Linked DNA regions of Homo sapiens: region 1 is linked to region 2. Evidence: chromatin contacts called from ENCODE Hi-C or POLR2A ChIA-PET data. All regions are on one chromosome and are shown on one strand. The core of a region is the stretch at or near the end of the contact, and the rest is flanking DNA. Distances in the headings are between cores, read along the strand shown. Region 1 has its middle 89 kb from the start of CXCR4. Region 2 has its middle 210 kb from the start of CXCR4.

The links. Hi-C counts contacts between places; a loop is a spot of excess contacts on that map. ChIA-PET counts read pairs that join two places held with the same protein, here RNA polymerase II (POLR2A). Pooled maps may share reads with other maps.
Region 1: a map of OCI-LY7 shows a loop between it and region 2 (5-fold over the local background). The contact joins two enhancer-like sites. A Hi-C loop is called at or near these places in 4 of 168 maps with a recorded cell type or tissue (CD14-positive monocyte, GM12878 and OCI-LY7), 31 of 37 single-sample maps with no recorded cell type and 17 of 50 pooled maps. POLR2A ChIA-PET finds 5 or more read pairs at or near these places in 9 of 52 experiments (B cell, CD4-positive, alpha-beta T cell, CD4-positive, alpha-beta memory T cell and 6 more).

What each region holds. Positions count from the first base shown.
Region 1 is chr2:136,204,903-136,209,081 of GRCh38, forward strand. No RefSeq gene overlaps it. Among named protein-coding and RNA genes, the nearest start is that of CXCR4, 89 kb to the left of the region's middle. Within about 2 kb of position 2,414, at least 7 of the 41 ENCODE cell types and tissues checked have a DNase peak (open chromatin) inside an H3K27ac peak, as active enhancers do; they include B cell, CD14-positive monocyte and OCI-LY7, where a contact is called at or near this core.
Region 2 is chr2:136,325,248-136,329,609 of GRCh38, forward strand. It overlaps the pseudogene UBBP1. Among named protein-coding and RNA genes, the nearest start is that of CXCR4, 210 kb to the left of the region's middle. RefSeq lists an enhancer at 2,071-2,200. Within about 2 kb of position 2,289, at least 9 of the 41 ENCODE cell types and tissues checked have a DNase peak (open chromatin) inside an H3K27ac peak, as active enhancers do; they include B cell, CD14-positive monocyte and OCI-LY7, where a contact is called at or near this core.

The DNA of each region.
Region 1 (4,179 bases), core at 1,164-3,663, 120 kb before region 2:
TTGGAGAAACACAAACATTCAGACCATAGCAGATCCTTTATCTTTCTCTTTCTTGGTTTATCCCAGTGGTGTGCTGGTACATGTAACAACCACCTGGGGGTCAGGGAGGGTTGAGGGGGATGGGAAGCCCTAGTTCGTAGTGTTTGCTGATTTCTGTGGTATCAATAGTCCCATCATGGCTGGTTTTAAGTGACCAATGTGATGTCACTAAACTCAGAGTTGAAAAGAGATAATCTTGGGTGCTGGCCTGAGCCAGCTACAGCACACCACTGGGTTACTCCCTTATTTTGATGGAACACATCTACTACTTCCTGAAAAAGGGTACATGGGAAGTAAATGTTTTGAAAACTTCACTTTTTTTTTGGAAAATGACTTTTTAAACTTTCACACTCAATTGACTTTGTCTTGATATTAAAATCTAGCTGGGGAATAGTTTTCACTCAGAACTTTGGGAGTGTTGCTCCATTTTCTTCGAGTTTCCAGTGTTGCTGGTGAGAACTCTGGTGCCATCCTGGCCTCATCCTTTTTATCTTATTTTCCTTCTCTGGAAGCCTTTAGAATCTTCTCTTCATCCCTGATTATATACAATTTCATGATGACGGATTCCCTGCCACTTACAGTTCTATATCCTTAGCAGATCCTTTTCATTCAGGAAGCTCATGTCCTTCAGGTCTGAGGAACTTTATTCAATTTCTTTAATGGTTTCCTCTCTTTCATTCTCTCTCTTTTTTGCTAGAATTCCTGTTTGTTGGATATTGGATCTCTTGCTTTGATCATCTAATTTTCTCTTTCTCTCTCAATTGCTGAGAGGTTTTCTCAACTGTATTCCGGAACTTCTGTGTAATATTAGGCACTCCTGTCAGAGTGCTGACACTTGGGTTTGGGGCTGTGTCATACATCTGTGTTTCCTCCAGAGTGTCTGCCTGGCACAGTGCTTGACTGGATGGAGAGGCAGAATCAGCAAAGGATTTTTGATCCAGATGAACCTGGTCTTGAATCGCAGATCAGCAAAAAATCATTTCACTTCCCGGTTCTTCAGTTTTCTTGCTTGGAGCTGAGCAAGGGGGCAAGTCATTCCATGGGGAGGGAGACTAGAAAGCTTGAGGGGTGGTCTACCAGACCTGGTTAAAGGAGAAGACCTTCTTCCCATTCTTCTACCCTTTCCCCAGACTGCATTCTAAGTAGTGCATTTTAATCTTCAAACTCTAAAATTTCATGAGAGATTACTTTGCAGTTTATAGTACCCAGTGTCACAGTTAAACAATTCCATCTTGCTTACAAGGAACATTTTGATACTTAAATAAGATTACTGCGTTTCAACGATGAACTTAAATTGTCTTTTTCCAGGTGCTTTCTACATCTGACCTCTCTCAACCAAATTAATGACAAAATAATGACTAAGATTTCGTGAGCATTTTCCACATCCCAGGCCTGTTCTAAGTGTTTAACATGTATTAATTAATTTAATCCTCAGCAGCCCAACCATGTAGGCAATATTATTATCCTCATTTACAATTGAGGAAACAGGCTCCAAAAGCCGTTGGGTTACACAGCTAGTCAATGTAACGTTGGGACTTAAACCCTGACATTAACTATGGATTGTCTGCTACTATGAAATCTTCATGAAGGAGGTTCTGAATTTGGACTGAGGTCCAGGGAGGTTTCCCTAGTGGAGGAGCTGAGCATGGTAGGACTCACTCTGATGCTGAGTAGGAATGAAGAACAGGCCTTAGCAGATGCTCCAGCCCACGAGGGAGGAGGCTCCTTAGGGTCGCACACCCTTTGCAGCTGTCCCAGGAGCTACCAGAAAGGCTTGGTCAACAGAGGGGACTCTTCTGTGCGAACAGCCTCAACCACTAACACACTGTTTCACCTCAGCAGCCCTGCTCAACTCCCAGCAGGCCTTGTTTAAACAGGCAGCTTGTAGCAGCTGGGGTTGGCTCAGTGGAACGTGTGGGCAGCCAAGGATGCCCCGAGTGCAGGTGCCTGTCTCTGAATGTGCAATCATGCAAATCCGAGGACCCAGACTGATGTGAATTGAAAGCCTGGTGTTCACTTCCAATAAACTCAACTGTCTATCGCCAGAGCAACACAGGCTTCCAGTCTTCAAGTCATCAATACAAATGAGCATTTCTGGTGTTAGAGGAAAAAAGTGTGGGGTGAATCCCAATCAGAGCTTGCTCCCTTTCAGGCAAGCAGCATCTGGAAAAGGCTTTGGAGGGGCAAATACCTTTCCTAGAAGTAATTTTCACAGGAACTGTTCAGGACACAGGAGGCATTGCAGGAGGAAGGAGCAAGGGAAATCACACCATGTAGTCATAGGGTCTTGAAAATCACCTTATCCTCTCTGCTTGTTTTACAGAGGAGTTAAGAGAAAGTCAGAGAAGTTAAGGGACTTGCCCAAGGGCACCTAGCTCATCAGTGGGCTGCTCCTCCTTATCTTGAGTCCCGATTTCCTTTTAGACACTCCACCCACCAGGCTGTTTCTCTAGTTCACTGCTTTGAGCACCAGGTCACAAGTGAGCACACATACCAACAGCTCTCCTCCTGAAACCATCGAGGGAGGCGAGTGATAGCAAACTTTGTTTAGTGCAAAGAATGGAAAAGGCTGCTTGAAGCACAGAAAAAGGGAAGTCAGAGCAGGCTGTGGCGCAGATGTCTGGGCATTGCTGTGGGGACAGAGTAGTTCACAAGACACAAGGCTTGTCAGCCTCTCTTCTGAACCTCTGCGCCCAAGGATTCTCAAGGAGCATTCAGATTAGATTTTAACTATGGATGCTGTGGTTGCCGGTAATAGAACAGCTAATAAAAAGCAAAGCTGGGGTGTCATCACCCTATCAGCAGATCAACAGTCTCTTCTTTGGTCCATAGGGCTGACCATGCAGCCTTATAGCCCAGAGGCCCTGTTACATAATCTTTCCACAACTCCCCTCTGTTCCTCACTGCACTGCCCTGGCCTTCAAAGTCCATATAAGTGCTGTAGAGATAAGCCTCATTAGCCTCACAACTTGCAGTAAGTGCCAAGATCATGTTATTCAGATGCCACTGAGGCCAGTGCAAAGGGAGCTAATTAAATGGTACGGGCTTTCTAGCTCTGAATCATCAGTTCAGGTGGTTACCTTTAATGCTATCTTCAAGCTCACCTTCTAGGCTGGTCTATGTGCCTAAGCTCCCACACCATGCCTCCAAGCCAGGAAAACCAGCAAGGAAGCTCTTCTGGTACCAAATGGGGGTTACACAACTGGTATTTTTTCACCCCCATTCCTACCTTGAGGAGAAATGGTAAGTTCTGTTGGGCAGATACACGTAGGCAATTGAGGTTCTGTGAGAATGAACACCTCACATTTTAAAGTTCAAAGACTAGAAAGAATGAATGGAAAGTGAGTATGCATTTTCCATTTTAACCCAGAGCAGCCCACAAACACATTAGGATTTCAGTTTTAGGGGGAAATTGACCTGCCAACCCCAGTTCCTGAGGGAGGCAATCTGATTGGCTGTCCGTGGGTCAGGTGTCCATAGTTGGTCTAACCACCAGAAGGGCTATTGGAAGCCCAACCATGTGAACTGTGTTGGGAAGAAAAGGGGGTTGTGGCGAGCTCAGCAGACACCGGAGAGATGTCTACTCCCAATGTCTAATTAAATATTCAGGCTAAATGGCCTTTCTGTCACCAGTTAGTCTATTTGAGTTTGGGCCAGTTTTCCCAAGGCAGAACCACCATTTCATTCCAGAGTGGAATCCAGGCTCTTTGGAATAGACAGAGGGAACAGGGTACTTAAAACCATCTCCTTACAACTCAGGCTTGTAGGCTTTGATCAAATCCTTTTGTTTCACAGATGAGGAAACAGGTTCAGAGAAAAGACATGAACCTGCTCAAGGTCAGCCTACCCACCTGTAAAAGGCACTTTGTAAAGTGAAGGGACTTGGAGGGCCACCTTGTTAAATCCTTCACCAGCCATCAGCTCGCTATGGAAATGCTGACTGGATAAATAGTGTACCTCTATGGCAAGATTTGTGGCTCTCAGAGGCCTTCCCGTAACAATGCTTAAGAAGGTTTTAATGATCTGCCTACTGGGCATTTCTGAAGCATTCATTTTAGGGAAAGCCAAGGTGCTCAGACTATAATTCTGAGGCTAATTTCTCCCTGGACCCTCCTGACCTGGCAGCAAGAGGGAGTGAAC
Region 2 (4,362 bases), core at 1,039-3,538:
CAACATTGCAAAATGATAGGGTTTTGAAACGTACTTCCTCTTTCTTTTCACTTCATCTTTACGGACATATTAATGAGTGGAGTAAAGCACTCAGAAGAACAGCAGGAAAAGAGGATTCATGTATGTCAGAGGAGCTGAAGGCTCTCAATAGGTTCAGAGAATTCAGGTCTTCCAGCTGCTGAGGGTGTATGCTTCCACTATGCCTCATAGCAACCCCTGAACAAAGTGGGGTCTCTAAAGTTCTATTAACAGGCTCAATTACTAAACACCTTTAACCAGAAAATATTCCCTCTGGGTCCTTTTCCTTTACATTCCATGAGTTGGAGAAGGGAAGGAATTAGTGTAGTAGTTGAATGAATGGCTGAATGAAATGATACAGTTGATAGTGTAAGACTCTACAAGCAGCAAAAGTCTTGACTATAAAAGATACTTCCTTAAAACTGAGAAGAAGATATTCATTTTTGTCCCCCACTCCCCGGATTTTCATCTCTTAGCCATTCTCCGCATTCCTCCAAAATGTGTCCTGTTTGGCAGGATCTCATGCTCTACTTTCTTGTTCTACATTTTCTGGAGTCTAAGCCTACCTTCTCTTCTCTCATTCTTCATTCCTCTATCCACCCATCTATCCTGTCATCTACCCATCCAACCGTCCATTTGTGAGAAATAAAATTTAAAAGCTGTTGGAACCCAAAAAACACTTTGAGAGATGTGAGTGTGATTTGAGTCACATAGAGTTGCTATTTTTGTTTCTCAGATTATAGATTAACTATTTTTCTTATTTTTCTTGTTCTCTATCATGGCTAGAGGCAATTAAATGACCTCAAGGACAAAAACCTCCTGCCTTCTAAATTAATGACCATTGTTACAGACTAACTTCCCCTGTGTTGTGTTGCTTTGCTTAGACCAGATGACAGACAGCCCATGACTATTACACCCTCTGTAAAAGGTGACAAATGCACCCTTTACAAAAAGAAACTGCCTATAACCAATCAAGTTGCTGTAACTATGTGACAACTTTATGAAAAATGCTGTAATCCTGCTAAAAACTCCTCTGTCTCTGTCTATATAAATGAAACCTTAACTTCTGTATTTTAAACTCTGACTCCATTTCTTTGGAATTGGTGTTTCCGGGTAGGCCATCCTCAAACTGCACTTGAATAAACTCTTTGAAAGTTGGGGTTCCGGCTGGGCATGGTGGCTCAAGCCTGTAATCCCAGCATTTTGGGAGGCTCAGGCAGGTGGATCACCTGAGGTCAGCCTGACCAACATAGCGAATCTCCGTTTCTACTAAAAATACAAAAAATTAGCCAGGCGTGGTGGCAGGTGCCTATGATCCCAGCTACTCGGGAGGCTGAGGCAGGAGAATCACCTGAACCTGGGAAGCGGAGGTTGCAGTGAGCCGAGATCAAGCCATTGCACTCCATCCTGGGTGACAAGAGCGAAACTCCTTCTCAAAAACAAACAAACAAACAAACAAACAAACAAACAAAAAACAGAGAAAGTTTGGATTCCAACAGCTTTTAAATTTTGTTTTTCACAAATGGGTGGTTCTGACTCTTTAGATTATTTTATAATATTTTATTATAGGTTGACACATCCATCCATCCTCCCATCCATCTATCCATCCATCCATCCAACCAAACATTCAGGTAAACTAATGTAAACCAGAGTGTTATTGGCTTTAAAAATCATAACATTACATTGTTCCCAGTTGAGAGAATTTCTGGCATAATAACAGACTAAAGGGGTAGATATTGAGGGAGAACACAGAGTGGGTTTAACTATCTTATGTTCTCTACTTAATCAATAGCTGGTTAACTTAAATCTGTTATGCCAGGATAAAAACAAATTTGAAGATGGTTCTGCTCAGTCCACAGTCACTTCTGCCTAGTTGCTATCATTATAGAATGTGAAATAAACTGCAGCTGTGGCCACAAAGTCCCTTTTGCTGAGGCTGGGAGGGCCCAGGTTGCAGCAGATGCGGAGGCCTCTGCCAGGCACCTGCCCTGGTCTTGCTGCTGACCTCCTTGCAGGGTTTCGGTGGTGGGGCTCCTCCTGTGGTCAGGTCACTGGGATTTCGAATACGATCTGTCCTGTCATCACTTTCACTTTGATTAGCTTCATTCTGAAGAACTTTCGACAGCATTCGCAAACATGGGTCGGCATGAGAAAACCAGTTCCTCTGTATAGGACTGATTTAATCTCTTTGTATAGAGGCTGATCTTGGGAAAAAATACACTCCTGTTTACGTCAAACATACAGGACGCGTCAGCCCACAGCCACTCTCAATGCTTCCTGGGTTTTCTTGGTGGGGGCCCCTCTGCATCGCTGGGACAGTGAGTGAAGAGATTGGCCCTGATGTGTCAGTCCCTGCTGGGCTTGGTGCTGTTGTCTCTGGGTGTAATCAAACAATCTGTATCTTAGTGGGACATCCTGCTTGCTCTGTGTGACTCAGAGCTCTCAGGCAGCTGGTTGAAGCTTTGTTTATAGTAGTGCCACCCACTCACTCCACACCCCCGACTCCCTATAAACTACTCCACAGGTGGCCAGACTTTTGGTGCAAATAAAAGTTTGTCAACTGTTGCACCCTTTCTCCTGTCTTTTTTTTTTTTTAACTTATCTAAACAAAATTAAGCTGTGGGGAGTTCATTAATAAAAGGTTTCTTTTACAACATTATTGGCACTCTGCAAGGCGCTTTGGAGGAGAGTGGGAAGATCAATATTACCTAGAGTAAAATAGCAGGGCAGATATTACTCAAGGGAAATCGGTTCTTAATAAGAGAGAGAATATGGATTTCTATCCGGGCAGTCAGTTTGAATATGATGAAACAGTGTGTTAGAGTCGGCGGTCTAGTAATTATCTGAGAAGTCTTAGAGACTATAAATGTGTGTGTGTGTTATAAAAGAACAAACCAAAAAACCTCTCAGCCAAAGCTTTTCAGAAATAAAAAGCAAGTATTTCCACAGATGACCAGACACCAAAAAATTAGAACAATGTGAATCCATTAAATGACAAAAGTGCAGAGCATCACACAGAAATGGTGTGATGACTTCCTGCGTTTGCCTCTGGGAGGGAGGCAGAGAACAGGGAGAAAATGCAGGCTTCTAGATGGGACCGCTAATGAGAAGCCATTCCTCTTCTTTAAGCCTGGGTCTTTTACTTGTCTCTTGGACGCTTCGTGAACATGTGAAAACGGGCAGAAAGCGCAGTGGAATGGTACTGAGAGCACACCAATTTAATGGGGTGCAGGTTACTCTCCATCCTTGTCATGTGAGCCAATTAACCTTCCGGCTGTTGAAATGCAACTGGCAGTTAATTGGGCCATTGTTGAGAACAGTGCAGAGGCCTTAGTACCATTTGCAAATTGCTGAGATAGGAATCTCTGGATGGCTCCTGGGATGAGGGCAAACCAGTTCAGCTGCAGCTATGGTGGAACCTTGGCTCTTAGGCCCAAGGAGTTTCCAGGTGACCCCTGGAAGTCCCAGTGCATTGCAGTCTTAGCACATTGCTCGAGAAGGTGAGGGAGAAGAAGAGAGAAATGAAAGAAAATTTCCAGATGAAGAAAAGACAGGAAAGACAGAGGAAGAAAGGAGGGAGGGAGATTGAATAAAAGAAAGAGGGAGAAGGTGAAGAAGGAAAGAGAGAGAGAGAATATATATAACGCTTTTAGGTGTTACCTTTGATCAGGGCGATTGACCAAGGTCAGCTTTCTTCAACGTGTATTCAGAGGAGGGCTCATGTCCTATAAGGTATTCATTGGTGTTTTACGGGGGAAATTTTTAAAAAGTGGGGCAGGGAAATCCACTGGTCCCACCCATTTGGGAAGTGTTTGGTTCAGCAGGTTTCTCTGGTGTAGCTCCTCTCAGAGCCTTTCGTAAACTGGAGTGCATTATGGAGCTCCAAGATGGGGCCATAGTATACAATTTCTCCTTACATTATTTTATTGAGATATTGTTTATTCAAGGACAAGCAGTCTGAGAAATGGAGTTTTTGAAATAATGATCCAGGCCTTTCCTGCAACACTGAGCTGTTTCTTTCCTTTTCTTTTTTAACCATGCAACAAAACCTTTATTAGCATTTTGAACAGGTTCAGCTATTACTGAAACTTGTAATTTCTAAACTTAAGTTGGGGCAAATGGCTATACGGCAGAGTAATGCCATCACTGGGCACTGCGAATGCAAGACTGGAGAATTAACAGCCACCCCTCAGGTGCAGGACCAGGTGCAGGGTTGACTCTTTCTGGATGTTGTAGTCAGAAAGAGTGCGGCCATCTTCCAGCTGCTTGCCTGCAAAGATGAGCCTCTGCTGGTCGGGGCTGGGGGTGGGGGGGTGCCTTCTTTATCCTGGATCTTGGCCTTCA